3 separate regions of the Homo sapiens genome follow, and all the other regions are linked to region 1. A link is a loop called in an ENCODE intact Hi-C map of the cell type or tissue named here. Cell type or tissue: PC-9. All regions are shown on one strand. Each heading gives the region's core, and the rest is flanking DNA. Links, peaks and the distances in the headings are about the cores only.

Region 1 (11,143 bases), core at 3,754-8,753:
TTATCATAAATAGCTCTTATTATTTTGAGATACGTTCCATCAGTTCCTTGTTTATTGAGAGTTTTCAGCATGAAGGGCTGCTGAATTTTGTCAAAGGCCTTTTCTACATCTATTGAGATAATTGTGCAGTTTTTGTCATTGGTTCTGTTTATGTGATGGATTATGTTTATTGATTTGTGTATGTTGAACCAGCCTTACATTCCAGGGTTGAAGCCAACTTAATCGTGGTGGATAAGCTTTTTGATGTGCTGCTGGATTTGGTTTGCCAGTATTTTATTGATGACTTTTGCATGAATGTTTATCAGGGATATTGGTCTAAAATTCTCTTTTTTTGTCTGCCAGGCTTTGGGATCAGGAGGATGCTGGCCTCATAAAATGATGATTGGAATAGTTTCCGAAGGAATGGTACCAGCTCATCTTTGTACCTCTGGTAGAATTTGGCTGTGAATCCATCTGGTCCTGGACTTTTTTTGGTTGTTAGGCTATTAATTATTGCCTCAATTTCAGAGCCTGTTGTTGGTCTATTCAGAGATTCAACTTCTTCCTGGTTTAGTCTTGGAAGGGTGTATGTGTCCAGAAATTTATCCATTTCTTCTAGATTTTCTAGTTTATTTGCGTAGAGGTGTTTATAGTATTCTCTGATGGTAGTTTGTATTTCTGTGGGATCCGTGGTGATATCCCCTTTATCACTTTTTATTGTGTCTATTTGATTCTTCTCTCTTTTCTTCTTTATTAATCTTGCTAGCAGTCTATCAGTTTTGTTGATCTTTTCAAAAACCAGCTCTCAGATTCACTGATTTTTTTGAAGGGTTTTTTGTGTGTCTGTCTCCTTCAGTTCTGCTCTGATCTTAGTTATTTCTTGCCTTCTGCTAGCTTTTAAATGTGTTTGCTCTTGCTTCTCCAATTCTTTTAATTGTGATGTTAGGGTGACGATTTTAGATCTTTCCTGCTTTCTCTTGTGGGCATTTAGTGCTATAAATTTCCCTCTACACACTGCTTTAAATGTGTCCCCAAGATTCTGGTACATTGTGTCTTTGTTCTCATTGGTTTCAAAGAACATCTTTATTTCTGCCTTCATTTCATTATGTACCCAGCAGTCATTCCGGAGCAGGTTGTTCAGTTTCCATGTAGTTGAGCGGTTTTGAGTGAGTTTCTTAATCCTGAGTTCTAGTTTGATTGCACTGTGGTCTGAGAGACAGTATTTGCTGAGGAGTGCTTTACTTCCAACAATGTGGTCAGTTTTAGAATAAGTGCGATGTGGTGGTGAGAATAATGTATATTTTGTTGATTTGGGGTGGAGAGTTCTGTAGATGTCTATTAGGTCTGCCTGTTGCAGAGCTGAGTTCAGGTCCTGGATATCCTTGTTAACCTTGTGTCTCATTGATCTGTCTAATATTGACAGTGGGGTGTTAAAGTCTCCTATCATTGTGTGTGAGTCTAAGTCTCTTTGTAGGTCTCTAAGGACTTGCTTTATGAATCTGGGTGCTCCTGTATTGGGTGCATATATATTTAGGATAGTTAGCCCTTCTTGTTGAATTGATCCCTTTACCATTATGTAGTGGCCTTCTTTGTCTCTTTTCATCTTTGTTGGTTTAAAGTCTGTTTTATCAGAGACTAGGATTCCAACTCCTGCTTTTTTGTTGTTTTCCATTTGTTTGGTAGATCTTCCTCCATCCCTTTATTTTGAGCCTATGTGTGTCTTTGCATTGTGAGATGGGTCTCCTCAATACAGCACACAGATGGGTCTTGACTCTTTGTCCAATTTACCAGTCTGTCTTTTAATTGTAGCATTTAGCCCATTTACATTGAAGGTTAATATTGTTATGCTTGAATTTGATCCTGTCATTACGATGTTAGCTGGTAATTTTGCCTGTTAATTGATGCAGTTTCTTCATAGTGTTGATGGTCTTTATGATTTGGCATGTTTTTGCAGTGGCTGGTACCAGTTGTTCCTTTCCGTGTTTAGTGCTTCCTTCAGGAACTCTTGTAAGGCAGGCCTAGTGGTGACAAAATCTCTCAGCATTTGCTTGTCTGTAAAGGATTTTATTTCTCCTTCACTTATGAAGCTTAGTTTGGCTGGATATGAGATTCTGGTTTGAAAATTCTTTTATTTAAGAATGTTGAATACTGGTGAGATAGAGTCTTACTCTGTCACTCAAGCTGGAGTGCAGTGGTGAGATCTTGGCTCACTGCCACGTCCACCTTCCTGGTTCAAGTGATTCTCCTGCCTCAGCCTCCAGAGTAGCTGGGATTACAGGTGTGTGCCACCACGCCCAGCTAAGTTTTGTTTTTTTAGTAGAGATGGGGTTTCACCATGTTGGTGAGGCTGGTCTCAAACTCCTAACCTCAAGTGATCCTCCCACCTTGGTCTTTCAATGTGTTGGCGTTATAGGCGTGAGCCACCACATCTGGCCATCTATGTCTTTTCGTGGTTTGATATCTTTTTTTTTTATTGCTAGATGATATTTCATTGTATAAATGCACCACAGTTTGCTTTTCCATTCACCTATTAAAGGACATGTTGGCTGCTTTCAGTTTTTGGTGATTTTGAATAAAGCTGTTATAAACATTGCTGTGCAAATTTTTGTGGGGACATAAGTTTCAGCTCATTTGGACAAATACCTAGGAGCACAATTGCTGGGTCACATGATAAAAGATTATTTCATTTTGTAAGAAACTGTTAAACTGTCTTCCAAAGTGGCTATGCCATTTTGAATTCCCACTGGCAAAGAATGGGAGTTTCTGTTACTCTACATCCTTGCCAGCAGTTGGTATTGTCAGATTTTTTGGGTGTGGCCACTCTAATAGTTGTGTAGTATCTAATAGTTGTGTAGTAGTGTTTCTTTTCTTTTTTCTTTTTTTTGTTTTTTGAGATGGGGTCTTGGTCTGTCACCCAGGCTAAAGTACAGTGGTGCGTTCTCAGCTCACTGCAACCTCCGCCTCCTGGCTTCAAGCGATTCTCCTGCCTCAGCCTCTGGAGTAGCTGGGATTACAGGCACGTACCCCCACACCCAGGTAATTTTTGTATTCTTTGTAGAGACAGGGTTTCACCCTGTTGGCCAGGCTGGTCTCGAACTCCTGACCTCAGGTGATCCACCCGTCTTGGCCTCCCAAAGTTTTGGGATTATAGGCATGAGCTACCGCGCCCAGCCCCAGTAGTGTTTCATTATTTTCATTTGCAATTTTCTAATGACAAATGATGTCAAACACCTTTTTGTATACTTCTGTGCCATATATATCTTCTTTATTGAGGTGTCTTTTCAGATCTTTTGCACCTTCTTTATTCTGTTACTTGTTTTTCATTTGTTGAGTTTTAAGAATTCTTTCGGGTTTTAAATACGAGTCCTTTGTCAGATATGTGTTCTGCAAATATTTTCTTCCAGCCTGTGGCTTGTCTTTTCATTCTCCTAACGGTGTCTTTCACAGAGCAGAAGTTTTAAATTTTAGTAAAGTCCAACTTACCAATTTTTTCTTTCTTGGAGATTGCTATTGGTATTGTATTTTAAAACTCATCACCAAACCCAAGGTCATGTAGATTTTCTCCTACGTTGTATTCAAGAAGTTTTCATGGTTTTGCAGTTTATGTTTAGGCCATTCATTCTGAATTGACTTTTTTTTTTTTTCTCTTTTTTGAGATAGGGTTTCACTCTGTCACCCAGGCTGGACTGCAGTGGTGCAATCTTGGCTCACTGAAACTTCTATCTCTTGGGTTCAAGCGATTGTCCTGTCTCAGCTCCTGTCTCAATCAAGTAGCTGGGATTACAGGCGTGGACCACCACACCTGGACAATTTTGGTATTTTTTGGTAGAGACAGGGTGTTGGCCAGGCTGGTCTCAAACTCCTGACCTCAAGTTATCCGCCTGCCTTGGCCTCCCAAAGTGCTGGTATTACAGGCATGAGCCTCTGCACCTGGCCCATTCTGAATTAATTTTTATGTAAGGTATAAGGTCTTTCTCTAGGCTATTCTTTTTGCATATGGACATCCAGTTGTTCCAGCCTCATTTGTTGAAAAGCCAGGATCAATTTCTTTATTAGCAAAATATTTCAGTCTAGTTTTTGGAACCAGAGTATGGTGGAGGCAATCATTGGGAACTCTAGCCCAAATCCATGAGGTTTTAAAATAACTTCAACATATTATTTTCTTTTTACTCATTTTCCTGCGAAATCAGTTGCTGTCTGCTGCTTTCTAAAGAGAGTTATGAATCCATTGCTATTTCAATAGCCCAGGAGAGGAACTGCTGTGGGAGGGAGGGGATATAGACAGCACAGTCCCTTCAGGAGGGGAATTTGTGGAGGAAGGGGCTGTGATTGGGAAGCCTCTGCTTTAGCCTTGATGATAGAAAACTCTTAATATATGAGAAAATCTTATTAACATACTTTTAAGACTAAATTCACCTTTTAGGAAAAACAGAATCTTGCAACACACATCCACACCCCACACACTCCCTTTCTGCCAAGTCCTGGCATTTCCTAAGAGCACCATCAACACCCCTCACCCTACCCTTGGGGATCCAGGCAGGGATCGCCTCCTGACAGGGTGGGGGAGGGGGACGCTGATTTTTATAACTGCGATGTATGTTGCAACATTAAACAGGATAATATATGAAACCATCTACATATTTCATGATTCTGTTTTATTCTGAAACTGTAAAAATCACTTTTTAAAATTAAGATGAATGGAAAATAAAGAAGAGCGCCATCTTGTGGGGATGTCTGCGGCAACCATAGCCATCTCAGATCTTGGCGGTCCATCAATCTCCCAGAACCCTTACACATTTCTATGTCATATATTAGCTGAAAACCTTAGGGCAGCTGATCAAAGACCTTTCTTCAGTTTTTTCTTTTACCTACGATGAATAATTCTATGGGCTTTTATTTTCATAAATGACTAAAAGCTACTTCCTAATGATCTATAAAATCAGTCATTGAGATGTGCTAAAATTGGCATTTATAATAAAAATGCACATTATTAGTTTCTTTCCATACCCTATTTTGTATAAGACTCTTGAGTGACAAGAGTGACAGCATCTCAGTCAATCAAGTGATTTGAGCATAGAGTAGAGGGAGTTAAATCCAGGTACATAAACAAGGAATGAGAATTCCAGAAATTTTCAGAGAGGATGCTTTATATTATGTGATTTTCAAATGCGGCTAGTCTTATCTTAAAGAATACGGTGATCATTTATTTATCATTATGAGGAAAGAGCCAGGATGGACCAATCAGTGGCAGGACAGAAGTTTTAGGTGAAGTGTAGGGGCAATTGAGGCAAATTGGGAACTTCAGGCTAGTGTTAGGAATTGGATGCCAGAAAGCTCTTTGGCAAGATGGAGCCAAGGAGGGTGGGCCATGTTAACTACAGCTGAGACACTCCCTTCCCATCCCAAGTTTGCTGCTTTCTACCAGGAGACCCTGGGCAGGTCCCTATCCCTCATTGTGCCTTCTTTTCTTTCTTTCTCTTTTCTTTTCTTCTCTCTCTCTCCCCACATCCCCTATCCCTCCCTCCCCCCTCTTCCCTCCCCCTCCCTCCCGCCTGCCTGCCTTCCTTCCTTCCTTCCTTCCTTCCTTCCTTCCTTTCATTCTTTCCTTCTTTCTCTCACTCTGTCAGCCAGGCTGGAGTGCAGTGGTGTGATCTTGGCTCACTGCAACCTCCACCTCCTGGGTCTAAGCAACTCTCCTGCCTCAGCCTCCTGAGTAGCTGGGATTGCAGGCCCCTGCCACCAAACCCAGCTAATTTTTGTATTTTTAGTAGAGTCGGGATTTCACCATGTTGGCCGGGCTGGTCTTGAACTCCTGGCCTCAAGTGATCTGCTCACCTTGACCTCCCAAAGTGCTGGGATTACAGGCATAAGCCACTGTGCCCAGCCTCTTTGTTTTCTTTCTAATCTGTAAAATGAGAAGTTTGAAATCTATAATGCCCAGAGTCCCTTCAAGACCTAAAAATGTGAGGTATCAAAGAGAAGCTCTCATTTCTCAATCTGTTTTAACCCAGATTTCTGGTCAAAGGCAGGAATTTTCACAAAGATCCTTATCTTTAGTGAGGCTTCTAAGTAGATTATTTTGAAGCCATAAAAATGATATATATTTTACAGTTAACAAATTATGGAAATACTTGAATATAATAACTCCCTTTAATATTTCCCCCTCACTTTGAATTCCCTATTGGAACAGGTATCAGAGAAAAGCCATACTCACTTCCATCTAAGAACTGAGGCCTCTGGGAGCCTTGCTCCACTGGGGATATACCTTCTCCTTGCAGATGGGTGCACTCAACGTCACAGGGGCAGTGATGGGTGACATGATCCACCCAGCCTGCAGCCACTACATCTCATGCTATTGGCCTCTGACAGTGGTGCTGATGGGAAAAAACTGTCCCTCCCATGGCCAGTTGAAGGACACCTGGGGAGAGATGCCACCTCATGAGGTAGACTTTCTCTGTTCCCAGATCAGTAAGGAGCATTGCCTTGCATTTGTGCATAATTTTTGTGTATTTTAAGAGTTCTTGTATATTTAAGAGCTCTCATGAATTCCTGTTTGCTTGAGTGAATGCATTTTAAGGTGTTTCTGGAGAATAGGAGAGGATACAAAATCTAACAAGATACCAAACTTTCAATCCTGAATTGCAACTTGTGTCAACATTGCGCTACTGTGGGTTTGTCAAAACCGCCCTTTAAAAAAAAGTGACTCTAAAGTTGTATTGATGACATTTGACCACAAGAGGACGCTCCAACAAAGCACCTCACAGCTCAAAAGTCTACGTCTCCTTTTCAAACATTTACATGCTGCAATTTCTGCCTGGTCTTATGATATAAAGCTTAATGCCACAAATATTGTTTCAAACTTTATGAAAAGAGTTTTTCTTTTTTTTAAAAAAAGAAGATTGGGAGCTATAGCAGTGAATCCTGAGCTCAAGGTAAACTATTTTCATTAGCTGGAGGTGCTTTATAATTTCTCCATCAGTTTTCAAAAAAGGGACAAGGACTTTAAGAACCTTTTCTTCCTTTAACAATCAAACGAAACAACACAAACTCAAAACGCTTTAAGAACATTTCAATTTCCAAACTAGACCTTTTATGGATCATTTTCCTAAGAGTTCTAAGTCTAGAAATGTGATTAAAGAAAACAAAAACAAACAAACAAACACAAACAAAAAAACATTTTCCAGTCTAGACGCAGCCATCAGCGAAAATGCTCCATTACCTGTTACCTCTTCTAGGATACAGATGTTTGAAAAAGAAAGTGGGCAAGAAGCTATGTGACGGTCTCTGAAGTAAATTAAAGCCCTGGACTGCATTTCCCTAGTAGTCAGATAAAACTTGAGGGCATAATTGCCAACAATGAACACCCTTTCCGTTTAACCAATCTTTACTGATAATAAAATAATTAGAATAATTTATGTGTCTGTGCTATTATTAACGTGGCTTTGCTTAAAGGAGATTCAGCTGGTTGTTCACGGACGTTAAGAGGGTCTCTCCTCCCACCTTCTGAGATGACATGTTTATACCCAGGCAGCACTTCTAAATTTTTAATAGAGAGGAAGAGATTCCATTTAATTAGGTAGAGTGACTTGTTTATATGCAGGTTATACATTTACGAGTTCTCATGAAGAACGGAAAATACCCATTGAGCAGCCTTTGAAGTTTCGCTTGTTTAAAGATAATTGTAAACCCAGCTCAATGGAAACAGCATCTCAGTCAATCAAGTGATTTGAGCATAGAGTAGAGGGAGTTAAATCCAGGTTAAATAATTGCACAAATCACATGTCGATCAATGTTCAAAGGATTTTTTTTCTCTCAAATCAAAGCTCTTCCATCTTACATTTGATTGGAGTATTGAAACTGGGTTATAGAAAAAAATGTTAAGGATGTAACAAGATTTAAAAATGTTAAGGATGTAACAAGATTTTTTTTTACTTAAAAATTATCCACCATTTATATAAAATCCTTTCTCTTTTTTCCTTTTGATTTTTACTTCATATATTCTATATAGCTTATTTTATTTGTGAATTAGGTAACACAAACATGTCACTGTCACAAAAGCATTTTTCTACATTCATAAATCCTTTCTGGAAATGAGAAATCATTTTTTTCTTAAACTCTGACCTAAGGTAAAAATTCCAAATATTTGCGTGCCTTGGATGGTATTGCAAAAAGGCCACCTAAACTAATGAGGTTTCTTGAATTGGTGTACAGAAATGAATTACAATGCTTAAGAAGTTGAAGAGATTTCTCGTGATTTTTAAAGTAATATTAATGATCGTATGGAATGAGAAATTGAGCTTTGTGTTATTACTATAGGATTAGTTTTTAGTTCCTGAAAGCTGGTCTATTTATAGGTATATAGGATGGAATTAAACTCTGAAAAGGTTAATTTTTAAAAAATGTTCTGTAGAAGGTCTATTTCCTATCACCTTTTATAAGTTTCCCTTTGAATTGTAGTTGCAATATGCATTTGGAGTGAGTCCAGGAAGCTTGAATAATAATGTAATCCCCGGGGGAGCCGCTCTTAGCAGAGTGGGTAGGATAAATGAAATGCTACATACAGATTCCTGACAATATATTCATCTTGATATTATCGCAGCTGATGGATTGTAGCAAGGCTGTTCCTAGGGCTTCCCTTTGCCATCTTCAGTGTCTTTATCATTTCAGTGCGAAAAAGAAAAACCCCATCACACAAAAGAAATAAAACATCGTTAATTGAAAAGTAGCACCTTAAAAATATTTGTGGTAGGAAAAATATTTGTTTTGCTGCAAGGAGAACAGAGAGTAGGGAATAAAAGACTAAAGAAGAGAGAAAAAGAAACCAGTGTCCTTTGCTGAGCTCGCTGGCCACATGTAAGGCTCTCAAACATTTTAACCGTTGCACATCATTTTCTTTTTCTTCTGTGTGCTTGTCTAATTTATTTTCATAAGAAAACTCTGTTCCTCTTGTGCGGAGCCAGCATAATGTCGCTGAAATCTCGGATGATGTGGTTTTAAGATCAAACAAGACTTAATAAGGTGGGATTTGTTTTCCTATTGACCTTCTTATTGCTTGGGTCCCCCTGACAAGCTTCGAAGTGAACGGGAGGAATTAGGGTAGCAGCTCTTCAGAGAAACTCATCTTGGCTGGGGCTCCACCTTGAAACGGGAGTGCAAGAGATTGCAAATGGCTCCAAACGAGGGGGCACACACAGACTTGCAAAATGGAAGCGGGTTCTTCCATTGCAGAAAGAAAGAGGGGCACCCAGCAGGATAAACATTCAAAGTGGAAGACACTGCTAGTGGATTTATTTTTATTTTAGGTTCTGACAGATTGGCCAATGTCCTTGATTGGAGTTGGAGTTCATCAGAATGACTAGTTCTGGCCTAATTTAAGAAACAAAACCTCCTAACTTTGTGGGGGCTGCTGGAGAGCAGGGCAGGGCATCATCCATCTAAGAGAAAAACAAAGGAGTTTGGTCCTTTTTTAAAAATGAAAGTTTCCTTAGGAGTCAAAACGGACTGAATTTAAAGGAAATTAAAGTGAGAAAAAGAGTTTTGTGAACAAATGAAACTCTCTTCCAGTAAAAGGAAAGAAGGAGGAGAAAAATGTTTGAAGGTGGGGCGAATGCATTGTTACTAAAAGTAAATAATTCCAGCCCAGTTTTGCAAAAATAGAGAATTGAACCCAACAGCCACTCACGGTCTTATCTGATACCCTAACTGAACTAGAGCGCATTTACAGTTTTTCTTCTATCAGGGTGAATAACACATGTTTCATGTTCTTACAGAACTAGCGTGGCAGCATTTGCCCACCACTGGTAAACAAGAAAAGATGTCTATAGATTCCCCATTATTTTAGGCGGCCACTGGAGTCAGCCCAGGCATTCTGAGCTGCTTCTGCCCATCTTTTAATATTGTCCTTCTGCCTACCTTTTAGTGTTGCAGAAAAGCATGCGGGAGAAACAAACAGAAGGGAGTAGCCAGGACAAGTCAAATTCTGTCGAAGACACTGAGACTCCCTGTGCCGAGAGCTGACTTCTGCAAGCTCTTTGGCAAGGTATTTACGGATGCAATATTTCTGTCAATTCTCCTCCCTTATTTCACTCTTTGTTCCCTTAATGGGCGAATTAGCCTCAGGTTCTTGCTAAATCTATTCCTTTTGGGAAAAGAAAATGATGTACATCGTTATAATCATGCACTACCAGGAGAAATGCCAGTTGGAGCAGAGTGTTCTCTTTCAGGGGTGTTTTTTCCCTTGAGAAGTGGCTGCTTGAATGTCAGCTGCTTGGTTGGCCTCACACTTTGTTTCCTCATTGTGGACCTGCGTGCAGTCCTGCGGGATGAAGGGAAGAAGATATTCACAACTGTCCTAGTGAAAAATTCAGGATGCACCTAGTTATATTTGCTCAAGGGACAACTTCTTTCACTGTTGGAGATAAGGAACTTAGGCCGGGCGTGGTGGCTTACGCCTGTAATCCCAGCACTTTGGGAGGCTGAAGCAGGTGGATCACCCGAGGTCAGGAGTTCAAGACCAGCCTCACCAACGTGGAGAAACCCCATGTCTGCTAAAAAATACAAAAATTAGCCAGGCGTGGTGGCTGGTGCCTGTAATCCTAGCTACTCCGGAGGCTGAGACATGAGAATTTCTTGAACCCGGGGGGTGGAAGTTGCAGTGAGCCGAGATCACGCCATTGCACTCCAGCCTGGGCAACAGAGTGAGACTCCGTCTCAGGGGCGGGGGGTGGAGTGGAAAAAGAAGGCACTCAAAGACCGGCTACTCCAAGCTTTTCATTTCACAGATGGGTAAACAGAGGCCCTTTGCAGTTCAGTGAATTGCTCAAGCTCCTCAAAGTGTAGTTTTTGGACCAGCAGCATCGGTGTTCCCTGGAGCTTGTTAGAAATGCAGCAACTCAATCTCTAACCCAGACCTAATGAATCAATCTGCAATTTAACAAGATCCTCAATGCATGGTAGAGTCTGAGAAGCACTGATGCCCCACACCCAAACTAGGATTATGGCACAGCTCAAAACTGCCTAATTTCAGCAAGTGTCATTACTTCTAAAAAAGATGCTGCCATAAACGATATTTTTAGCTACAGTAGGCCCATTGAAATGTAAAAATACTAAATGCGAAGAGGAAAAAGAGTGCTGCTATGCAGTGAGGGTGATGATAGGGGGAAAT
Region 2 (11,143 bases), core at 3,002-8,001, 410 kb after region 1:
GTGCTCCCCTCAAAAACTCTTGGAAGCATTAAATAAAATGATAGGTGTGAAAATACTTTGTAAACCATTTAACCTATGCTTCCTGCCCTTTTTTCCCAAGGGACACTATACCATAACCCGCTATATCTTTTTTTTTTAGATCTACCCGTGTTAAATGCAACATCTTAGAAACTTACAATGTACTTTGACATATTAAGGACTCTGAGCCCGGACATCATGGGTCACATCTGTAATCCCAGCACTTTGGGAGGCCAAAGCAGGACAATTACTTGAGCCCAGGAGTTCCAGACCAGCCTGGGCAACATAGTGAAACCCTGTCTCTACAAAAATAAAAAAAATGAGCCAGCTGTGGTGGCATGTGCCTGTAGTCCCAGCTACTCAGGAAACTGCGGCAGGAGGATCCCTTGAGCCCAGGAGTCCAAGGCCGCAGTGAGGTAGGATCGTGCCACTGCATTCTAACCTGGGTGACAGAGTGAAACCCTGTCTCTAAAAATAAATAAATAAATAAATAAATAATAATCTGAGAAGTCCTGAGAAATAAACTCTGTGGAAATGTGTTCAGTGCAAAGTTTCACAAGCTATTTGACCACAGATTTGTTTTTGTTGTTGTTGCTGAGATGGGGTCTTGCTTTGTTGCCCTGGCTGGAATGCAGTGGCATGATCTTGGCTCACTGCAACCTCCGCCTCCCAGGCTCAAGTGATCCTCCCACCTCAGCCTCCCAAGTAGCTGATACTACGGGTATGCACCACCATGCCCAGTGAATTTTTATATCTTTATTTGGTAGAGAGAGGGTTTCACCATGTTGAACAGGCTCATTCTTCATTTAATACCTAATGTCAAGTTGTGCTGCAGTCAGCTTTAAAGGCCTGAATCCACACAAGTCATTCTCAGGGCTTTGTGAGTGGCAGGGTGCCCTTCTTGCCACCTCCATCTGCCTCAGCCCTCTTCTGTGTTGACAGGTTCCCCCAAAGGTTAGCAAAGATGACCTCCAGCAGCCCAAGACTTCTGCTCAGGAATCTAGCAAAAAGAGCATCTCTTCCCCCAATAATTCTAGAAATGGTGCCAATCTCATTCATAAACCCTGAGTTGTGCTCAATCTTTAAGCAATGGCTGTGGGCAGGGGGAAGGAATTCTTTCACTGGTAAGGCCTAGATCACATGCTCACTTCTGGAAGGAGGAAAGGTCGGTCGTATCTAATCCAGGTGGACTGAAAACAGAAGTGGATCTCCAAAAGAATAATGTTACAAAATGGGGGTATTGGCGGTAGTGAAGGAATTCCAGACAGGCAAAAAACCCAGGAGCACTCATATCACTTCTCCATCATTCCTCTTCCTAGGGCAGAGGTTTTTAAACTTTGGTATACATAGGAATCCCCTACAAAATTTATGGAAAATACCAATTTCAGTGCCTTACCCTACTTCTAAGATTCTGATTCCATATTCTGAGATATTGCCTGGAAATCAGTCCTTTCTGCAAGCACCAGATACAGGTGGTCCAAGTATCATATTTTCAGGAATAAGGGCAATAAGAAAAACACATTTCTAGCCATTCTCAATCTTTGCTGCATGTCAAAATAAACATTTTTTTTTTTCTTGAGACGGCTCACTGTCGCCCAGGCTGGAGTGCAGTGGCATGATCTCTGCTCACTGCAGGCTTCGCCCCCTGGGTTCACGCCATTCTCCTGCCTCAGCCTCCCAAGTAGCTGGGACTACAGGCGCCCGCCACCTCGCCCAGCTAATTTTTTGTATTTTTAGTAGAGACGGGGTTTCACCCTGTTAGCCAGGATGGTCTCAATCTCCTGACCTCGTGATCCGCCTGCCTCGGCCTCCCAAAGTGCTGGGATTACAGGCGTGAGCCACCGCGCCTGGCGAATAAACATTTTTTTTTTTTTTCCAAATCAGATGCCTGAGCACTACCTGGCAATCTTTCAAAGCAACATTTGCAAGGGTAAGGCTGGCAAAGTAGATGTGGATCCACAGGTATTTCTAACGGGCCCTAAAGCAGCGATTCTTGACATTTACTATGTATATGAATGAGCTGGGATCTTCTTAAAATGTAGATTCCGATTCAGCAGTTTTATGGTAAGGCCTGAGATTCTGCATTTCTAGCAAGCTCTGAGGCAATACCACTGGTGCTAGTGCATGGACCATGCTTTGAGCAGCAAGATACTACAGGCTGAGGGCCACCCTGTGTATTCGATTTGCACATTTCAAGGTGTGTCTGAACGGGCCAACCAGCCTGCCAGGGTGCATAAAAAGACCTGTTTCTAATAGGATTTATTCATAGTGATATTTCTCACTTTCTTCCAAGATGTGTAGAGCTTATTTTACTTTATTTTATTTTTATTTTTCCTAGAAACAGGGTTTTTCCATGTTGGCCAGGCTGGTCTCCAACTCATGACCTCAAGTGATCCGCCTGCCTCGGCCTCTCAAAATGCTGGGATTACTGGCATGAGCCACTGCACCCAGCCTAGAGCTCATTTTAAAGTAGTTCAAAGTGAACACAGTCCAGCCTCTAAAAGCTGGAGTACGCATGTGTACATTTTTTATTTAACTAACACTTTGGTGCTCCAGGTCTCACCTAGACTCTGGAAAGACAAAGAAAAGTGAGACAGGATCTCTTATGGAGCTCACAGTGGGGGTGAACCATCATCCTGGTTCGCTCAGAACTGCAAGTGTGACTTTAGCAGTCACACTTTATCAGGGAAGAAAGACATGTAGGCCAATTAACTATATACAATTAGTGAGGGCAGAGGAGGAGTGATATGGCTTGGATATTTGTCCCCTCCAAATCTCATGTTGAAATGTAATCCCCAGTGTTGGAGGTGGGGCTTAGTGGGAAGTGTTTGGGTCATGGGGAGGCAGCCCCCCACAAATGTCTTTGTGCTGTCCTCGAGATAATGAGTGATCTGTCATGAGATCTGGCTGTTTAAAAGTGTGTGACACCTCCTCCTTCTCTCTCTCTCTCTTCTTTCTCTCTCTTTCTACACCTCAGGTGATTCACCCACCTCAGCCTCCCAGAGTGCTGGGATTATAGGCATGAGCCACTGTGCCCAGCCCTGACTTACATTTTTAAAACTCCACTCTGGCTGCTGTGTTGAGAAGCAACTGTGTGGTAGGGGAAGGGCATGAGGAGGAAGACTGGTTATGAGGCTGTTACAAGAGAGGATGGGAGCTCAGACAAGGCTGGATGCAGGGGAGTGGGTTTCTCTCTGTGGGTTTCCCCAGTCCCTGGAGAGTCGAGGCCCTTTCAACCTCTGGAGAACTGACTTTTCCAACTACTTGGGTGATCTGGGCAGATTTATCACCCTCCCAAGGCTTCATTTTCATCATCTGTAAAATGCAGACAGTCATATCTGCCTTTTCTGACTCATGAGGTTCTTGTGAGAATTGAATGAGATCACCGCTGTGGAAAGCATAGAGCAAAGCAGGAAAGAAAACAGGTATGAGTCAAAAGCCACCAGCGAGACCTCTAATCTGGCAATACCAAAAGAGAAATGCTGCTGTCTCGTCATTGGCTCAGACCATTCATGAAAGGGTGCTGCCGAATTTAAAGGTTAAACCCTAAATCATAGATTGAGAGGAGACATTGATGATTATTTGGTCAAGATCCACATCTCTCAGATAAAAGGAAACTGAGATGCAGAAATGAAGGTTGCTTTCCCGAGACAATGCAGTGAGAGGTGGAGCCACGCTAGAGTCTCAGTTCCTGGTCTTCCTCTGCCATGCGGCCCATCTCAAAGTCCTGTCAAATGTCTCAGTCTCAAAAACTAACCAAAGCACAATTAAGATAAAAGGAAAAAGAAAGCTGGGTGCTGTGGCTCACGCCTGTAATCCCAACACTTTGGGAGGCTGAGGCGGGAGGATCGCTTGAGCCCAGGATTTCAAAACCAGTCTGGGTAATGTAGTAAGACCCCATTTCTACTTTAAAAAAATTAAAATAAATACATAAATTACAAAAAAAGAAGGAAAAGGAAAAGAAGGCGCTCAGTTATGAGGTGTACAACAGCTTTGTAGCTTGCAGGTGCATAATAGAATTTGATCTTCCCAATGACTCCTGGAGTTTTCAAATACTCCCATTTTACAAATAAGGAAACAGAGATTTGGGAAGATCAGCCAAATGATCCCACATTACACAGCCAGCAAGTGGCTAGGAAAAGATTCCAGCTCATATCTCTGGCTTTCCCCTGCATTTAATGAAAACCTTTGGAGAGAGCTGAAATTGGCTTAATTTCAGAGAGTATTATCTCTATTGTTCTAATTATTCTCCCTGAGTCCTACAGGAGAGGATTGGAAAGAATGTTTTTTATTTGTGAGTGTAGTCTAGTGCTTATTAGAATTTCTGAGCTTTCACACTGGAAGTTTCAACAGGCTTACTGTGATGCTTTTGAAGTGCTGAGTGTAAATTTAAGTCTCAAAAACATTCTCAAGCCAAGTGCACTGATATATTTTTAGATAATAGCAGGAAAAGTTATGTAAGTGGATGCTTTACAGAGGGACACACACTGAGGGTCACATGCTGCAGTTTTCTGAACTGTAAAAGCAAAGAGAGAATGTATGAGATGAGGAAGGGACCCGATTTTGGTGCAGAGACCAGAGGCAAAACTGCTGTTGAAAAAGCAAACCTCAAAGACCCATCCTTGCTGTTCATCTGGGATATACGCTATGTCCTTTGGTTTTAACTTCTAAGTGATGTATTCATTTGAATCAAGAGAGCTACAGGAAGGTTTTAAAAAGCAGAACGGTTGTGCTAGAACACAGAACACAGGGGAAGGAACCCTGAGTTTGAAATGTCCGTGTATTCTTGGGGCCTAAACATGGCTAACATAGGCTTTGAATCTGCCCAATGAATGCAGGTTCCCTCCCCGTGCGCTTTCCCTTGACAGCAGACACAGAGGCCCGGGAGCTGTTGGCTTACCAACCCCTAGTCCGTTGGTCAGATATTGGGGGTCCTCAGGCCATGAGCCTGTGGGGTGAGTCCCCAGGGCCCTCCATGACCCTGAGAGCTATAATCCCCTCTGACCCCATGCTGTGACTGTGTTGTCACTACTGAACTTTATCCTGTTTCTGATTTGAACCCTAATCCCAGAAAGACTGAAGTCCCATCATGAATGCAGCTTAATCCTTGCCAAACCCGTCCCTGTGAGGCCCAGCCATCTCACTGACCCCAGGCATACCTCTCCAGGTACCACCCCACACTGCCACCTTCTGGCATTTCTGATACGTTCACTCTCAGCCGGCTCTGGCCCCACCCTCTCCACTTTATGGCTACACTCTGCAGAGAGATAGAATGCCTGCCCACGCCACTCTAGCCCTTTGGGACGTAGGTGCTGGTTGCAGCCTAAAGTAGGGTTAGCTCCTTCAGTCACTCATTATCCCAGTAGCTACCCTAAAGTTTCATCAGTCTCATGTTCCAAGCTGCATATATTGAGGCAATCTCAAGATTAGTAGTAATTAGTATAATTAACATTCATTGAATGAAGGTTTTATTTTAGCTGTTTGACCTTAGACAAGTTACTTTTACCTCTGTGATCCTCATTTTCTCATCTACAAAATGGAGTCGTAATAGTACTTACTTTATTCTGAAATCATTAGTTGAGTGGCTACATGTGTGAATTATAGTTCTATTTTAATTTGTTTGCTTGTTTTGTTTTTTTGAGATGGAGTCTCACTCTGTCACCCAGGCTGGAGTGCAGTGGCATGATCTCAGCTCACCGCAAACTCTCCCTCCTGGATTCAAGGGATTCTCATGCCTCAGCCTTCCAAGTAGCTGGGACTACAGGCAAGCGCTACCATGCCCAGCTAATTTTGTATTTTTAGTAGAGATGGGGTTTTGTCATGTTGGTCAGGCTGATCTCGAACTCCTGACTCAAGTGATCCACCCATCTCAGCCTCCCAAGGTGTTGGGATTACAGGCGCGAGCCACTGTGCCCAGCCATAGTTCTGGTTTTAGGAAAGTGTATGTAAAGTGCTTTGCAAAGCCTGGCACCTAACCATACAATAGTGGTAGTATGTGTAAATATTAATCATCCAGTAGTAGTGTGTACCAGGCACTTTTCCAGGGGGCTTTGTATACATTACATTATTAATTCTGAATACTTGAAAGTAAAGAAGTATTATACCCATTTTACAGATGAAGCTGAAACTTAAGGCTTCTAAGTAATGCCTCAAAACCACACACTTGGTAAGTGGGTAAATGGCTGGAATTTGAACCCTGGTGCGTTTGACTCCAAGGTTGACCTCTTAAGTCATAAAGATGTGGATGACAATGAAAGCTCTGAATGACAGCTCATTATAACAATAGAACGCTTGATGGTCAGGGATCCTCTGTGATTAATTGCCTCAGGAATGGAACAAATAGTGAGTTTTGCAAATAGTAAATACTTCAGCAGTGCAGAGAAAAAGACCATTATTTCCACAGGCTTAATAACAAAAAGCTTTAGGAGAGAATTTTTCGCTAGCTTTTTATCAAAGGAATACACGTATGGTATAGAAAAAATTCAGAGACTTACTTTACTCCTAGCTTTATTTTACTCTTTTATGCTTTTGTTTTTAAATCTATTTCTAACTCTTCTTGCTACCTCACATGCTGCCAGCATTACTCTGTACTGTTGTTACCTTTGGTAAAATAATCTATTCATAGCCGTTAGGATTACAAATGCAGACATCCTCTGACCCAGCTTTTAAGACTATTTTTTTTTTAAATAAAACACCAGTATATATATGGAAGTACGTTTCTTGTAGCATTGCTTACAGTTGGCAAAACAAATTCAAATCAAGACAATGCCCATATATATCAATAAGAGGATACTTGTATAAATTGAGACTCATTGATTGTAGGAGTCATTATATGCCTATTACAAAGAATGAATTAGATTTCTCTACAATAATCTGAATTAAACTGTCTTCAAATCTTAACAGCTTAGAATTTGGGAACCAAATCTACTTTAATAAAAGGTGAAGTAACATAGGGAAAAGTAAAAACGTGTGTTTGTAGTTGATCCAAAAAGACATTGGCACGAGCTCAATACCGGGAAGACATAACTCAATAGTACCTTGTATGAAATGGGTAAGGGCGTGGTAGCTCATTCCTGTAATCCTAGCACTTTGGGAGGCTGAGGCAGGCAGGTCGCTTGAGGCCAGGAATTCAAGACCAGCCTGGCCAACATGGCGAAACCCCGTCTCCACTAAAAAGAAAAAATGATAATAACACAAAAATTAGTCTGGGGTGGTGGCACGCACCCGTAATCTCAGCTACTTGGGAGGCTGAGGCAGGAGAATCTATTGAGCCTAGTAGGTCGCACCACTGAACTCCAGCATGAACAATAGAGAGAGAATCTGTCTCAAAAAAAAAAAAGAAGGAAGGATAGGGAATGGAAGAGAAGGGAAGGGAGGAAGAAGGGAGGGAGGGAGGGGAGGAGGAAATGGGTAGAGGGCTTTTGTAGATTGTAAACTGAATATAACCTAAAGGTGTCCAGGCAAGAAAGCTAATGGGTAGTTTAGGCAGGTCTAGAACTTTTAGAAGAGGAGGGAAGATCATCCTGCTATTCTGTATGTTGACCCCATCGGAGAATCACGTTCAGTTTAAAACAAACATGTTCACCAAGGTAATGAGGCTAAAATCATGCCATTGGAGAAATAGCTGAAGGAACATACTTCTTTCTTCTGAAGAAGAGCAGACCCAAAGGACACTTTGGTCTTTTGTCCCCAAATTTCATGTCACATGGAAGCAAAATATTAGACTTTTTCTATGGAGCCTGAAAGCTAAAACCAGGACAAGTGAGTGGGTAGAAGTCAACTCAGGAGAGAGGTTTAGCCCAAAATAAGGAAGGCATTGCGAGCTATCAGAGCTTGCCAAGAACGGTATAAAATGGCTTGCTCTAGAGATTCCCTGGAATCTCCAGATCAGCCATTGGATCCAAGTCCAAGAGGCTTGTTGTGTCTTAAGCAAGTAACCTCTGGAGTCTCAGTTTCCTCATCCATAAAGATAAGCAAATCTACATTGCCCAGTTTATAGAATTGTACAGAAGAATAAATTATATAACATATGTAAAAGTACTAGGCAATCAGGAACTATTATTACTGTATTGTCATGATTTGCAAAATTAACAAGGAGCATGATTTCTTTGGTCCTGGAAAACTAGGACTACCAAAGACAGGACCATTCTGAGAATTTAATCTTAGACTTCTAAGTACTTTTTAGGGTATAGAAGTAAATTTAAAAAAAAATACCATCCTCTGTAAAAAGCAGGCATTGTTAGCTTTTCAGAAAACTTTTTGGAGCCTAAATTTACTTTTCCAGATAAAAGAAGTAGAAAAGGAACTTGGGTGTGATGAAGCATTGGCCCAAAAGTCTTTCTTAAGTGTAACTTTATTAATTAATTAAATTAATTACTTATAACAAATTGAACATTCTTAGTTGCTAATTACAAAAGCAGAGAGGGCTGTACTTGAAGATGGAGGAGCTGAGTAAAGACTGGTTTAAGGACTCAAAGATCGTTAGCACTGGATGGGATCTCAGAGAAGACTGAATGAAAAAGAAGGATCAGTAACGATGTAAAGTCGCTCACCCATAACTTTATTGCTCGTAGCAGCCCTGGCAATGCTCTCCTAAGGCTCATGCTTTGGTGTCCTGGATTTGATTTCTAGGCAGGATCAGAGGAGAAAGTAAGGTAAGGAGGAAAAAGAAGGGAAATGTAGAAAAAGAGTTCTTTGACTGAAAAGGAATCATTTCCATTACCCACCCCCACCAAAGAATCTAACACATGCATAAATATGTGTGGGAAATGCTTGCTTTTTAATGGAGGCTATCACATGGAAATGGCCACTATTTGAACTCTATTCTAAGGAGAAAAAAGTATTAAAAGGTAAAAAAAAGGTTCATGTTCCAAAATGTTTATTACAGTACCATTCCCAACAGTGAAGAATCAGAATAACCCTAGTGTTCAGTAAACAAGAGGATGTTTAAGTAAATTATGACAAAGCCTACCAAACATTATACAACCAGTACAGATGGTGTCACCACGATTGTGAAATACAATAAGCAAATGCTTTGTTCTAGTGACAAACGGAGGGAAGACGGTGTTGGGGGCACAGTATTGATTGGAGAGAAGATTTCAAGTCATAATCTATTGTACTCGAGAAGGGAAAGAAAAGTAGATTTGTAGATATAAAATGAATTAAATTAGTAAATTATAAAAAGATGTGAATTCCAAGAAGACTTTATAAAGAGACAGACACATTAAGGAGACATGTGCAGAGCTGGAATAGTTTGTATTCTTTTGACCTCAGGAGTGAGAAAGCTAAGAACAGCGTAGGGGCTACCTGAGTGGGGTTACAGCTTCAAGATAGGCCATACTGAGTGCTCCCCACTCCCAGTGGCTTGGACAAAGAGGTACTCGCCTTCTAATGAGAAATACCACGTGCAAACTTGGTGAATGGTAATTAAAGATAAAGCCACCTTGGGTCCAGGGAGGAGTGTACGGGAGACTAGTGACATAAGAAGAACATGAGGATACTTCTGGGTTCGGATAATTCCCAACTTCATACACACAATTTTATAACTCGGAACAAAGCATGTACATATGTGCCAGGAGACAGCAGACCTGTGGTTTCATTTCTCCCTTAGTTTAGTTGCAACATATCAGATATTTTCCCCTGCACCTGGCCTTACCTGCTCAGATGCATGGAATTGCCACCTGGAAGGCACCTTTTTTAAAAGCCCCCTCCCATGTAAGCCGGCAGGGGTTGTAGCAATTGTAACAGCCTATTGAATGGATTGATCTTCCTGTTCTTCCCATTCCCCAGGACGGCTGAGGCTGCTTGGAAAAGAAAGACAGCCAAGAACCAGGAGTTAACAGGTACAATGTAAATCACAGTATTATTATCAAAACCATGTACATCCAGGAAAAAGAAAAGACAGGTAAACTTTTTTTATTATTATGCTTTAAGTTCTACGGTACATGTGCACAACTTGCAGGTTTGTTACATATGTATACATGTGCCATGTTGGTGTGCTGCACCCATCAACTCGTCATTTACATTAGGTATATCTCCTAATGCTATCCCTCCCCCCTCCCCCCACCCCACGACGGGCTCCGGTGTGTGATGTTCTCCACCCTGTGTCCAAGTGTTCTCATTGCTCAATTCCCACCCATGAGTGAGAACACGTGGTGTTTGGTTTTCTGTCCTTGCGATAGTCTGCTCAGAATGATGGTTTCCAGCTTCATCCATGTCCCTACAAAGGACACGAACTCATCCTTTATTATGGCTGCATAGTATTCCATGGTGTACATGTGCCACATTTTCTTAATCCAGTCTATCATTGATAGACATTTGGGTTGGTTCCAAGTCTTTGCTATTGTGAATGGTGCCGCAATAAACATACGTGTGCATGTGTCTTTATAGCAGCATGATTTATAATCCTTTGGGTATATACCCAGTAATGGGATGGCTGGGTCAAATGGTGTTTCTCGTTCTAGATCCTTGAGGAATCGCCGCACTGTCTTCCACAATGGTTGAACTAGTTTATAGTCCCACCAACAGTGTAAAAGTGTTCCTATTTCTCCACATCCTCTCCAGCACCTGTTGTTTCCTGACTTTTTAATGATCGCCATTCTAACTGGTGTGAGATGGTATCTCATTGTGGTTTTGATTTGCATTTCTGTGATGGCCAGTGATGATGAGCATTTTTTCATATGTCTGTTGGCTGCATAAATGTCTTCTTTTGAGAAGTGTCTGTTCATATCCTTTGCCCACTTTTTGATGGGGTTGTTTGATTTTTTCTTGTAAATTTGTTTAAGTTCTTTGTAGATTCTGGGTATTAGCCCTTTGTCAGATGGGTAGATTGTAAAAATTTTCTCCCATTCTGTAGGTTGCCTGTTCACTCTGATGGCAGTTTCTTTTGCTGCACAGAAGCTCTTTAGTTTAATTATATCCCATTTGTCTATTTTGGCTTTTGTTGCCATTGCTTTTGGTGTTTTAGTCATGAAGTGCTAGCCCATGCCTATGTCCTAAATGGTATTGCCTAGGTTTTCTTCTAGGGTTTTTATGGTTTTAGGTCTAACATTTAAGTCTTTAATCCATCTTGAATTAATTTTTGTGTAAGGTGTAAGGAGAGATCCAGTTTCAGCTTCCTACATGT
Region 3 (11,143 bases), core at 3,445-8,444, 500 kb after region 1:
ATCTTGAATTTCTACTTGCCAAATGCCATGTAACACATGAATTAGGTCTTTAATCTCAAGGGGTTTATAAACTAGTTGATCCCAGCTGGCAAACATAAAATATGAATGCTGCCACTTCTGCTTCTTGTGCTCATCACAGGCAATGCTAATTGATCACAGACCTCTTGATGCATTTAGACCTGGCCTCAGAATCTTTCTTATCAGAAAGCTTCCAGTTACTACCAGTAATTAAAAGTTGCTTACTTGTTTAAACCTATTTGCTGCCTCTGTGCTATATGAACGCTTACTCACTCAGCATATGTGGAGAAAACATAGTGGTGTTTCCAATAATGCCACAACAAAGGGCCATACTGAAATGAGTACAAATCCACTTCAATTCACTCCTTTAGTGCTTCCATGCATATAAATTATATTATATGGCAGAGAAACTTCATTTGTTAAATACTTGAAGCTCCGTTTTCATCAGCTCTATATACGGTTTGGAAATAACACAAATTTAAAAATCTAAATATCACTAATAGATGTTAACTATATAGAAACTACTACTGGATAGTCACACTAAAAAAATGTTAAGGCCAGGCATGGTGGCTCACGCCTGTAATCTCAGCACTTTGGGAGGCCGAGGCAGGCAGATCACCTGAGTTGGGGAGTTCGAGACCAGCCTGACCAACATGGAGAAACCCTGTCTCTATTAAAAATACCAAATTAGCCAGACATGGTGGCACATGCCTATAATCCTAGCTACTCGGGAGACTGAGGCAGGAGAATTGCTTGAACCCGGTAGGCGGAGGTTGCGGTGAGCTGAGATCGAGCCATTGCACTCCAGCCTGGGGAACAAGAGCGAAACTCCATCTCAAAAAAAAAAAAAAAAAAAAAAAAAGTTAAAAGGTGAAGGTACATTCAGGGGTGCTTACATTCCATTTGGATTTTCATTTTATGAGTCAGTCTCTACAAATGCCTGGCTAAAACATGTTCACTTATAAACACTCTGACAAAGTTACACCAAAATGATGTGGATGACAGACAGGATGGATTCAAGTAAGATTTCATTTTTCCTTTTCCTCAAAAACCTGCATTCTGGACATTTGTGTTACATTTAAAATTTTGTCCCTCAAAGCAGGCAATGATGGCCACATTAGAAGTAATAATTCCAACCAACCTTGACAATTGGTTACCTATCCATTAACTACAAAACCTGTACTCAAAACAGTAGAGAGTGAAGAAGAGCTACTGTTCCGCACAGACCCCAGATGAAATGAACAAGCCATGTGAGGCACGTGCTGTGAAAGTGAGGCTGTCACCACCCAGGCCTGCATTAATGGAACCACAGGCACCAGGAGAAGAGAATGAGATCCTGCCTGACTCTGCAAGCCAAAGCATATCCATGGCATTTTTTCCAGCTCTAGACATCCAACTTTAAAAAGCTGGAGGCTGCTCTAGATAGAAAAATACCTGGAAGCTACAGCATTAAAAGGACAGAAGAGAAAGGGGAAAGGCTCTATACAGTGGCAGATCCAGGTTTTGTGGGGTCTAAACCTGGTATAATACAGTAGGAGTGAGAAGGGGAGAATCTCCTTCAAGAAAATGAATGCAAAATTACAATGACCAAAGTAAATGGGAATTTGACTGCTTATTTTGAATGAGAAAACAGATCACAATAAATCATTGGAGACTTAAGGATTGAGGTCACTTTCCTTTTGAGAGCTCTAGGCAGTTTACCAGAGATATGTAGGCAGAAATGGCTTCCTGGTGGGAGCCTGGCTTCCCCTCCCCTCCTAGGAATCTCTCTAACTCTCAGCACCCATGGGCTTGCAGTGGGGAGAGGCCCTGAAGCCTGAACTGTGACCGCTTCACAGTTAATCTTCCTCTGGCTGTGTATGTGTGTGCGGTGGGGAGGCAGCCTTCAGAACCCTGGTGGGAAGGATGATAGTAGCTGTGTTCAAGGACTAAGTATTTGCTACTCTGGTGTTCCTGGAGATAGAACTTGGGCCCACAGTAGAAACTGCAGCAAGGTAGATTTGAACAACAGTATAAAAACTCAAACATCCGGAATTGTTCATCCACAGAATTAACTTTCTGGCCACGTGGGAAGAAAAGCAGAAATGGATTCATTGCCTTGCAGAAGGCTGTAACCTAGATCTCTTCTTGGTAGAACTTAGCCTAGAATTTAATCTCGAAAATCTTTCAAACTCTCAAGCTCTGTGTCATTCCGTTATGATCATCTGTCCCTTTTACCTGCCCTGTTTTTTATTTATCCTGCTCTTGGAGATCCCAGATTTCTTTCAGGGGAAACCAACCCCTCACACAGCCAGCCAGTGTGGTTTGCAAGAGCTCATGTTGTCCTCCTCTCCAGCCCCAGGATGGGCATATGTTCTAGTTGTAGAGACACCAGTGCTAATCCAACGAGCCAAAAGTCAGGGGGTTTTTTTGTTGTTGTTATTTTGTCTTTGTGTTTGTTTTTTTGAGACAGAGTCTCGCTGTGTCGCCCAGGCTGGAATGCAGTGGTGCTATCTTGGCTCACTGCAACCTCACCTCCCGCGTTCAAGCGATTCTCCTGCCTCAACCTCCCGAGTAGCTGGGATTACAGGCATGTGCCACCACGCCTGGCTATTTTTTTTTTAGATGGATTGTCGCTCTTGTCACCCAGGCTGGAGTGCAGTGATGCGATCTCAGCTCACTGCAACCTCCCTCTCCCGGGTTCAAGCTATTCTTCTGCCTCAGCCTCTTGAGTAGCTGGGATTACAGGCACATGCCACCACGCCCGGCTAATTTTTTGTATCTTTAGTAGAGACGGGGTTCACCATGTTGGCCAGGCTGATCTCGAATTCTTGACCTCAAATGATCCGCCCACCTCGGCCTCCCAAAGTGCTGGGATTATAGGCGTGAGCCACCGCACCCGGGGCCGTGAGTCAGTCTTGAAACTCTGGGCGTTCCCGTATGAATAGAAGAGCTCTCTTCTGGCTGGAGTTGCTAAGCCAGAGGATGCAGGTCTGGAACTTTCAGAAATTATCTTGCCTGTTTGAGAGGGGAGCCACCGAAAAGGAAAGCAGAGCTGAGAGATGGAGACGTGCAAATTTGCAGGCGGTGTGGAGAACCTGGAGTGAGCCATGCCTGAGTTACAGCCCCTGTACGTTGAGCCAATAAATTCCTATTCCTGCGTTTCTCAAGCTAGTTTGAATTGGACATGACTGACTCACTAATAAGACCTCAAATTCATCCCAAAGACCTGATGCCCCTAACTTTTTGAGTAAACACCACCCTTTAGCTCTTATTTCTAAGACGACCATGTTTGGTCACATTTTATACTATTTTAGATATTTAAAGGCATTTTGCTTGTTTATTTTTGTTGGCATTTTGAATTTTTAGCCCACTTTTGGAATCATAGTGCTATTATCAATGGAAAGTTCTGCTGTGCAGTTTTCATTCATGTGACATCTATAATAGGGTTTCATATTTTTGGATGTAGGTAATCAAACTTTCCCACTTAGGAGCCTAAGGTGATGTATGTGTTTATCTTTGGAAAGTATGTGGAGAATTTTGCTATGGTAGGTATTCCAAGTGTTTTTCATCTTGATCACTAAACAAGATTTATGTTCTCACTCACAGACGATGACAAAGCTAATAAATTAGACGTGCCGACAACCCTTCAATAAAGAAACTATTTTTCTACAGTTAACAGTCCTTTTAGATATTAATAAGCTTACTTAGTTTTAATCAACTTGTCATAGGCAAAACTGCCTCCTAAAGAATATAAAGCCTAAGGAAAACAAACCGAATTAAAAATGTTTTTTTTCCCTTACATTGAAATTCCTTAAGTGAAACACATATGCAAAATCAACATGCTATACGGGCAATCCCTACTTAGCATGGCAGAGCAGAACTACAAAAATGACCAAGAAGCTGTAACCCCACAAAGTATTCTTAATAACTGTAAAAAAATATATGATTGATTTTTGACTTTTAAGAATTTTTTGTCAAAGCGCTAAAATTGATCATACTATCAATTATAAACATATAAGGAAATCAAAAAATAGTAAAACTAATATGTATTTAGTACACTGTAATTTAAAACATGAGAAACATTGAGAATTAAAGTACTTTATTTATAAGAAACTTATCAAAAGTAGTTTGAAAAGCGCTTCTCTTCTTTCACCACGCTACTTGCCATATGAAGCAGGCATCTTTTCTATACCCTTGGTGAATTGTCAGGCTTCTTTCTAAGCTTGGATCAGCTTCCAACCTTTTGTCGAATGCATTTGTAATTGTGTGAATTATTTTCAAGAATTATTTTAATGTGAATTTTTTGCTGCATCCCTTTCTCTGGGACTTCATCTTTTTCATCATAATGAAACGGGTGGGCATCTTTGGAATGCTACCTACAAATCAAGTCTCACAACTCTATCAGCTTTGAATAGACCTACTTAAGCTCCACAGAGAGTTATTTTGAAACTGCAACTCAGAAGCCAAGTCCGTGTTGGAGATTGTAGGGTTTTATGGAATTTCAATGTGTCTTCTTTAAATCAGAAATATAGAGAAGCCACATTATTTAGCAGGACACAAATAGCTTGGAATACATGGCTTCAGTGGTGTCAGAGGACACTTTACGAAAATATTTATCTTATTTTGAAGGAGTACGGCAGGTGGCACGATGGGAAAGGTGGTCTTTGAGAACATCCTATTAACTGCTTGGCACTTGGCTTGCTCCTGGTCAGTGTGATCAAAAATAGACAGGGCACACGTAATCATACATGGCTCACCCTCTCTAGGAACTCTCCTTAATTGCCTGAAGCATTGACAGATCAATATAGTTGTTTGAAAACTTAAGAGATGTTTTCCAAAATGCCAGTTGTCAAAATGTTGCAAAATTATTCTCTCTGCCTCTTCCCCACTGGCTTTCCCTTTCCATAATTTCTGCCCTAGAGGCAAAATTGATGAGCAGCAATAGTCAGTAAGAATTTATTTTTTTAAATTTTTGAGACAGGCTCTGACTCTGTTACCCAGGCTGGAGTGCAGTGATACAATCATGGCTCGTGGCAGCCTTGACCCCCCTGGCTCAAATGATCCTCCCACCTCAGCCTCTTGGTAGCTGGGACCAGAGGTGTGCACCAACACACCTGGCTAATTTTTGTATTTTTTGTAGAAATGGGGTTTCATCATGTTGCTCAGGCTGGTCTCGAACTCCTAAGCTCAAACGATCCTCCCGCCACAGCATCCTACAGTGCTGAGATTACAGGTATGAGCCACCGTGCCCATCTGTAATATTTTAAAGAGCTGTCAAAAACAGTTTCAGAGGCATTAACAACTGTTTGCTATGTAAGCAATCAACTTTTAACCAACATCTCTTCAACTATCCTTTTTTTCTTTCAAAAAATTTTGTATTAAATATTGAATACATATAAAAATATATTTATATCATATGTGTAAGATGTAAAGAAAAATAATGAAATGAATACTCATTCATAAAATTACCAGTATCCCCAAAAGCCCTGTGTGATCCTTCTTACTGCTCAACCTTTCCTTCTTACAGAGGAAACCTCTATTTTAAATTTATTTTTATTATTCCTTATATAATCCCTGAATTTTATACGCATGTATCCCTAAGTCATATGATTACATATTGTTTGATTTTGCATGTTTTTGTATTTAGTATAAATATAAGGATACTGTAGGTCTTCTTTGCTTTTCCTCCCATGTTATTATGTTCCTGAGATTTACCCTGTGGATGCATGTTGCTGCTATATGGTTTTAAAACGTGTGAATTTACCATTATTTATTTACCTATTCTACATTGCTGCATATTTGGGTAGTTTCCTTTGTTTTTTTAGGCAGTGCTGCTATAGAATATTTTGTATGTGTCTCACACTACCTCCGTGCTAGAGATGCCTTAGGGCAGTAGATCTCAAATTTCAGCATGCCTTTTAATTTCCTGGAACACCTACAAACGTCGCAGACTCATCCCTGAGAATTCTGACTCCTTCTGAGATGGAGTCCAGGAATCTGCATCTTGCAGCCTCCCTGTTGATTCTGATGCACGTGGTCCACTGACCTTCCCTTTGAGAACCACTGCTGGTGTATATACCGAGGCATACAATGCCAGACAGTAGGGTATGCGATCTGTAACTTTACTTTGAAGTTCAAAATTGTCTTTTTTTTAATTATTATTATTATTTTACTTTAAGTTTTAGGGTACATGTGCACAATGTGCAGGTTGGTTACATATGTATACATGTGCCATGCTGGTGCGCTGCACCCACTAACTCGTCATCTAGCATTAGGTATATCTCCCAATGCTATCCCTCCCCCCTCCCCCCACCCCACAACAGTCCCCAGAGTGTGATGTTCCCCTTCCTGTGTCCATGTGTTCTCATTGTTCAATTCCCACCTATGAGTGAGAATATGTGGTGTTTGGTTTTTTGTTCTTGCGATAGTTTACTGAGAATGATGATTTCCAATTTCATCCATGTCCCTACAAAGGACATGAACTCATCATTTTTTATGGCTGCATAGTATTCCATGGTGTATATGTGCCACATTTTCTTAATCCAGTCTATCATTGTTGGGCATTTGGGTTGGTTCCAAGTCTTTGCTATTGTGAATAATGCCGCAATAAATTGTCTTTTAAAGTGGCTGTACCACTTACACTCCCACCGAAAAGATATGAGTTTCCATTGTTTCACATCCTTGCCAATATCTCAAGATTTTTAATGTTTCTTAATCCTGAGAGTGTAAAGTGGTATTTCATTGAGATTTTCCTAGAGTCTGGATTCTAATCCTTTGTAAATTGCCTTTCACTTTCTTTATAGTGACTTTGATGAAAACTTTTTAATTTGAAGTGATTTAAACATATATTTTCCACTATGGAATGCATGTTTTTAGAGTTTTGTAAAAGAAATTTTTCCTGTCTCTGATTTATAAAGATCTTCCCCTGTGTTGTTTTCTAAAATAATCATAGTTTTGCCTTTCATATTTAAGTATTTAATCCACCTGGGATTCATTTTGTGTATGCTATGAAGCAAGGATTCAAATTAAATTTTTTTCCATATGGATAATCATTCATCCCACTACCTTTTTTATGAGTTACTTTTTTATTGGAATTGTATTGCATCTACACAGGTCAATTTGGGAGCATTGACATATATAATACATTAATTTTCTTATTCACATATATAGAATACCCCCATATTTATTTTAAATTGTCTTTTAATAAACTTTAATACTTTTTGGTATAAAGAGCTTACACACTTTTTGGTTGCATTCATTTCTAAAACCTTTATATCCTTGCTATTTTCACAGATTTTATCTTTTTAAAATTGTGTTTTCTAAATTTGTTGCTTGTATAGAGAAATAAAATTGACTTCTACATTGATTTGTTAGAAACCCACTATATTTTTGTTAATATTAATAATTTCTTAGATAAGCTTTTCTGTGTACAAAAACCAACACCATTTAGGAGCATTTTTTCATTCTTAAACTTTTTAGCATATCTTTCTCTTGCCTTGTTAGCTAGGAAGACCTTCAGGAACGCGTTATATAAAAATGGTACGTAAGAGGATATCACTATTTTGCTCTTGATCTTTCACAAATAAGTATGATATTTACTGTAAATTATGTATAAGTACTCCTTGTAATATTAAGGAATTTCCCACCTATACTTTGCTCTATTTTCTATTTCAGTAAAAGTATACTTATTTGAACCGTAAATAATTGTCAGAACTTCTCTGAAAAACCAATGGGCCTGGTGTTTTCTTTATATAGACCTTACCTATCAATTGAATTTCTGGAAGGTTTATAAAACTATTTAAGATGTTTTTTGAGTTTGTTTTTGGTTTTGGTAAGTTTATTTTTCTGGAAGTTTGTCCATTTTATCTAAGTTTGCAATTTTATTGGCATATATTTAATAATCAGGCTGTTCATTATCTTTTAAATTTCTGCTGCTCCTGTATTTATGTCTCCATTTTCATTCCTAATTACATTTATTTATGCCATCTATCATTTTTTAATGGTCAATGCTGCTAAAGGTTTGTCAATGTTATTAATTATCTTCAAAGAACCAATCTTTGACTTTGTTGATCCTCTTTGTTGAGTATTTATCTTCTATTTCATTAATTTTCACTAGGATCTTCAGTATTTTTTTTTCGTTTAGTTGGTGTTTATTCTGTTCTTCTTTTTCTAACATCTTGAGAGAGATAACAGTGTGAGATATTTTTAAACCTTCCTCTGACCATATAAAGCTATAAATTTGCCTCTAAGTAGTTCTTTGGCTATACTTCACAGGTTTGGGTATGGATTACTTTTATTTATTCCACTTGTAATTGATTTCTTATTTGGTCCATGAGTATGCAGAACTATATTTCTTAATTTTTAAACTTTTGGTGCTTTCTAATTATCCTTTTGTTACTTTGTAACACAATTACATTTTGCTCACAGAACATGAATTTTGTAGACGTTTATTTATGATTATGTGTGAGTACAATTTTGCACGTTCTATGTAAGTTTGGAAAGTGTGGTTGCCAGAATAATGATCTCCCAAAGATGCCTATGCCCTAATGCCTGGAATATGTAATTATGTTATAATATATACCACACATAAAAACTTTGTAGATGTGTTTAAGATTACAGACCTTGAAATGGGGAGATTATCACAGATTATCCAGATGGGCCCAATCTAAATATATGAGCCTGTGAAAATGGAGAAACGTCTTCTGCTAATCAGAGATGTGACAGAAGAGAAGACAAGAGAGATGAGTGTATGAACTCAAACACCATTGCTACCTCTGAAGACATAGGGCTCTATGAGCGAAGGGTTGTGAAGTGACCTCTAGAAGCTTAGAACAACCTCAGGCCAACAGCCAGCAGGAACAGGGACATCAGTCCTACAACTGCACGGGACTGAACTCTGCCAACAATCTACATTAGGCTAGGAGCAGATTCTCCCCCAAAGCTCTGAGTAAGAAAAACAGTCCTGGTACCTTGGTTTTAGCCTGGTGAGACCTGTACGGATTTCTGACCTATAAAACTTTGAGATAATAAGTTTGCGTTGTTTTAAGCTGCTGATTTGGTGGTATTTGTTATGGCAGCAATAAAAACTGAAACAAAAAGGATGTGTGTTTTCCAAGTATTGGATGCAGTATATTATTTATCCATTAGATAAAGTTTGTTAATTACACTTGGAAGATCAACTGCACAGTTACTTATTTTCTGTCTTATGACTAATGGAAAAAAGATAAAGGTGGATTTTTGTTTGTTTCTCTGTGTAAGTTTATCAGTTTTTGTTTTATATGTCTTGAAGCCACATTATTAAGTAAATAGTTATTAAGAATTGTTACAGCCGTCACATTTTTTTAATCCGCTCTAAAAATCTTTGTTTTTTAACTGGGTTGTTTAGTCTTGTGTACTTATTGAGATTAATGATTGGTTTGGATTTATTTATGTATTTATTTAGAGATGGGGTCTTGCTCTGTCGCCCAGGCTGGAGTGCAGTGGTGGGATCTCAGCTCACTGCAAGCTCCGCCTCCCTGGTTCACGCCATTCTCCTGCCTCAGCCTCCCGAGTAGCTAAGACTACAGGCACCCGCCACCACGCCCGGCTAATTTTTTGCATTTTTAGTAGAGTCGGGGTTTCACCATGTTAGCCAGGATGGTCTCGATCTCCTGACCTCGTGATCCACCAGCCTCGGCCTCCCAAAGTGCCGGGATTACAGGCGTGAGCCACTGTGCCCGACCCGGTTTGGATTTATTTATGCTCCCTTATTTTGTGCTTTTCATTTGTCCTTCCAATTCTGTTTCCTTTTTTTCCTCTTTCCTTGCCTTTTTTAAGGTTTTAATCATATTTCTCTTTTGCTCATTCTCTTTTTATTCTCTTCTAAGTTGGAAGTTGTATACTCTATGTATATACTTTTAGTAACCACCTGAACATTTTAATATAAATAATTATTTTTTAAAATACAAAGTTAATATTTTACCCTTCTCAAAAATAATATAAGGAACTTAGACTATTTTAATTTTGATCATTTCAACCCTAGCTTATTTCCTATTTTCTTCCTATATTTTAATTTGTTTAATTTAAAGAAAAAAATTTTTTTACTGAAAAAAAATAGGGGCAGGGTCTCATTATGTTTTCCAGGCTGGTTTTGAACTCCTGGACTCAAGCAATTCTCCTGCCTCACTTACATTTTAATTTTATCTTATTTTTTACTGATCCCACAAATTAGACAATTATTTTTTAAGTAAATTTCCACTGAGTTTTGACTGTATATTTATTAGGATTTTTTTTGCTTATCTTTTCTCCTTGAAAACTGTACTTTCATTTGGGATCATTTATTTTCTCTGCTTGAAGGATATCACTTGGAATTTTCTTTCTTAATGGTCTTTTAATAGAAAACTCTGATTTTGCTAGGATGAAAATATCTTTACTCTGCTCCTGGAAGTTAATTTTATTGGGTATACAATTCTATTTTAATATATTTTTTCCTTTCAGAGCATTAGATCATTTTGTAGTCTTCTGGATTGCATTATGGGTTGAAAAGCCAGCTGTTAATCTAAGTGTCATTCCTTTGGGAATACTTTCCATAGCTGGTTTTAATAACTCCTTGTCTTCAATGTTATGTAATTTTATTTTGTTGTCCACATATAAATTTCCTCTTGTTTATCCTGCTTGAGATTCCTTAGGCTCTTGGAATATGACAGTTGGTGTACTTTGTCAGTTCTGAAAAATTTTCAGCCGTTCTGTCTTGAATTTCTCATACATTTCTTTCACCTCTCTTGCCATAACTCTGATTAGGTATAAGTAAAATGTTTTCATCCCATATTCTGCATCACTTTCGCTTTAATATTTTCAATCCTTTAAAATCATTTTGTTCATCTGTGCTGCATTGTGAATAATTTCTTCAACTCTGTCATTGCACGAGTTCTCTCTTTAGCTGTATCTAATTTATCCATTCAGTTTTTATTTCAGTTATTTGATGTGTTACTTCTAAAAATTCCATTTGGTTCTTTTTCAAATCTACATGATCATTTTTAAGATTCCATGTGCCTTATTTTTATATTAAACATATTAAAATGCAATTATTTTTATTTGGAACCTGAAATTCCAACATTCTGTTGATCATTATTTTTCTTAGCTGTCATCCACAATATCTTGGTTT

Evidence for each region. Hi-C counts contacts between places; a loop is a spot of excess contacts. Peaks named below come from ENCODE experiments on the same cell type or tissue, not always from the same donor. Only the 100,000 strongest peaks of a DNase experiment are listed, where the experiment ranks them.
Region 2: a loop joins it to region 1, with 19 times the contacts of the local background. A loop is called at or near these places in 30 of 110 quality-filtered maps.
Region 3: it touches region 1 in a loop (5-fold over the local background); 2 of 110 quality-filtered maps call a loop at or near these places.

The regions. Positions count from the first base shown.
Region 1 is chr15:60,322,589-60,333,731 of GRCh38, reverse strand. No RefSeq gene overlaps it. Among named protein-coding and RNA genes, the nearest start is that of ANXA2, 70 kb to the left of the region's middle. In PC-9, for the core only: CTCF peaks have their summits at 4,439, 4,639, 6,533 and 6,733 (motif pointing right); no DNase peak of the experiment used is centred there.
Region 2 is chr15:59,911,774-59,922,916 of GRCh38, reverse strand. No RefSeq gene overlaps it. Among named protein-coding and RNA genes, the nearest start is that of FOXB1, 87 kb to the left of the region's middle. RefSeq lists enhancers at 3,072-3,181, 3,242-3,291. In PC-9, for the core only: a CTCF peak has its summit at 5,192 (motif pointing left); DNase peaks (open chromatin) are centred at 3,386 and 5,206; H3K27ac peaks cover 1,498 bases.
Region 3 is chr15:59,820,894-59,832,036 of GRCh38, reverse strand. No RefSeq gene overlaps it. Among named protein-coding and RNA genes, the nearest start is that of BNIP2, 140 kb to the right of the region's middle. In PC-9, for the core only: no CTCF peak of the experiment used is centred there; DNase peaks (open chromatin) are centred at 3,546 and 5,886; H3K4me3 peaks cover 462 bases; H3K27ac peaks cover 2,494 bases.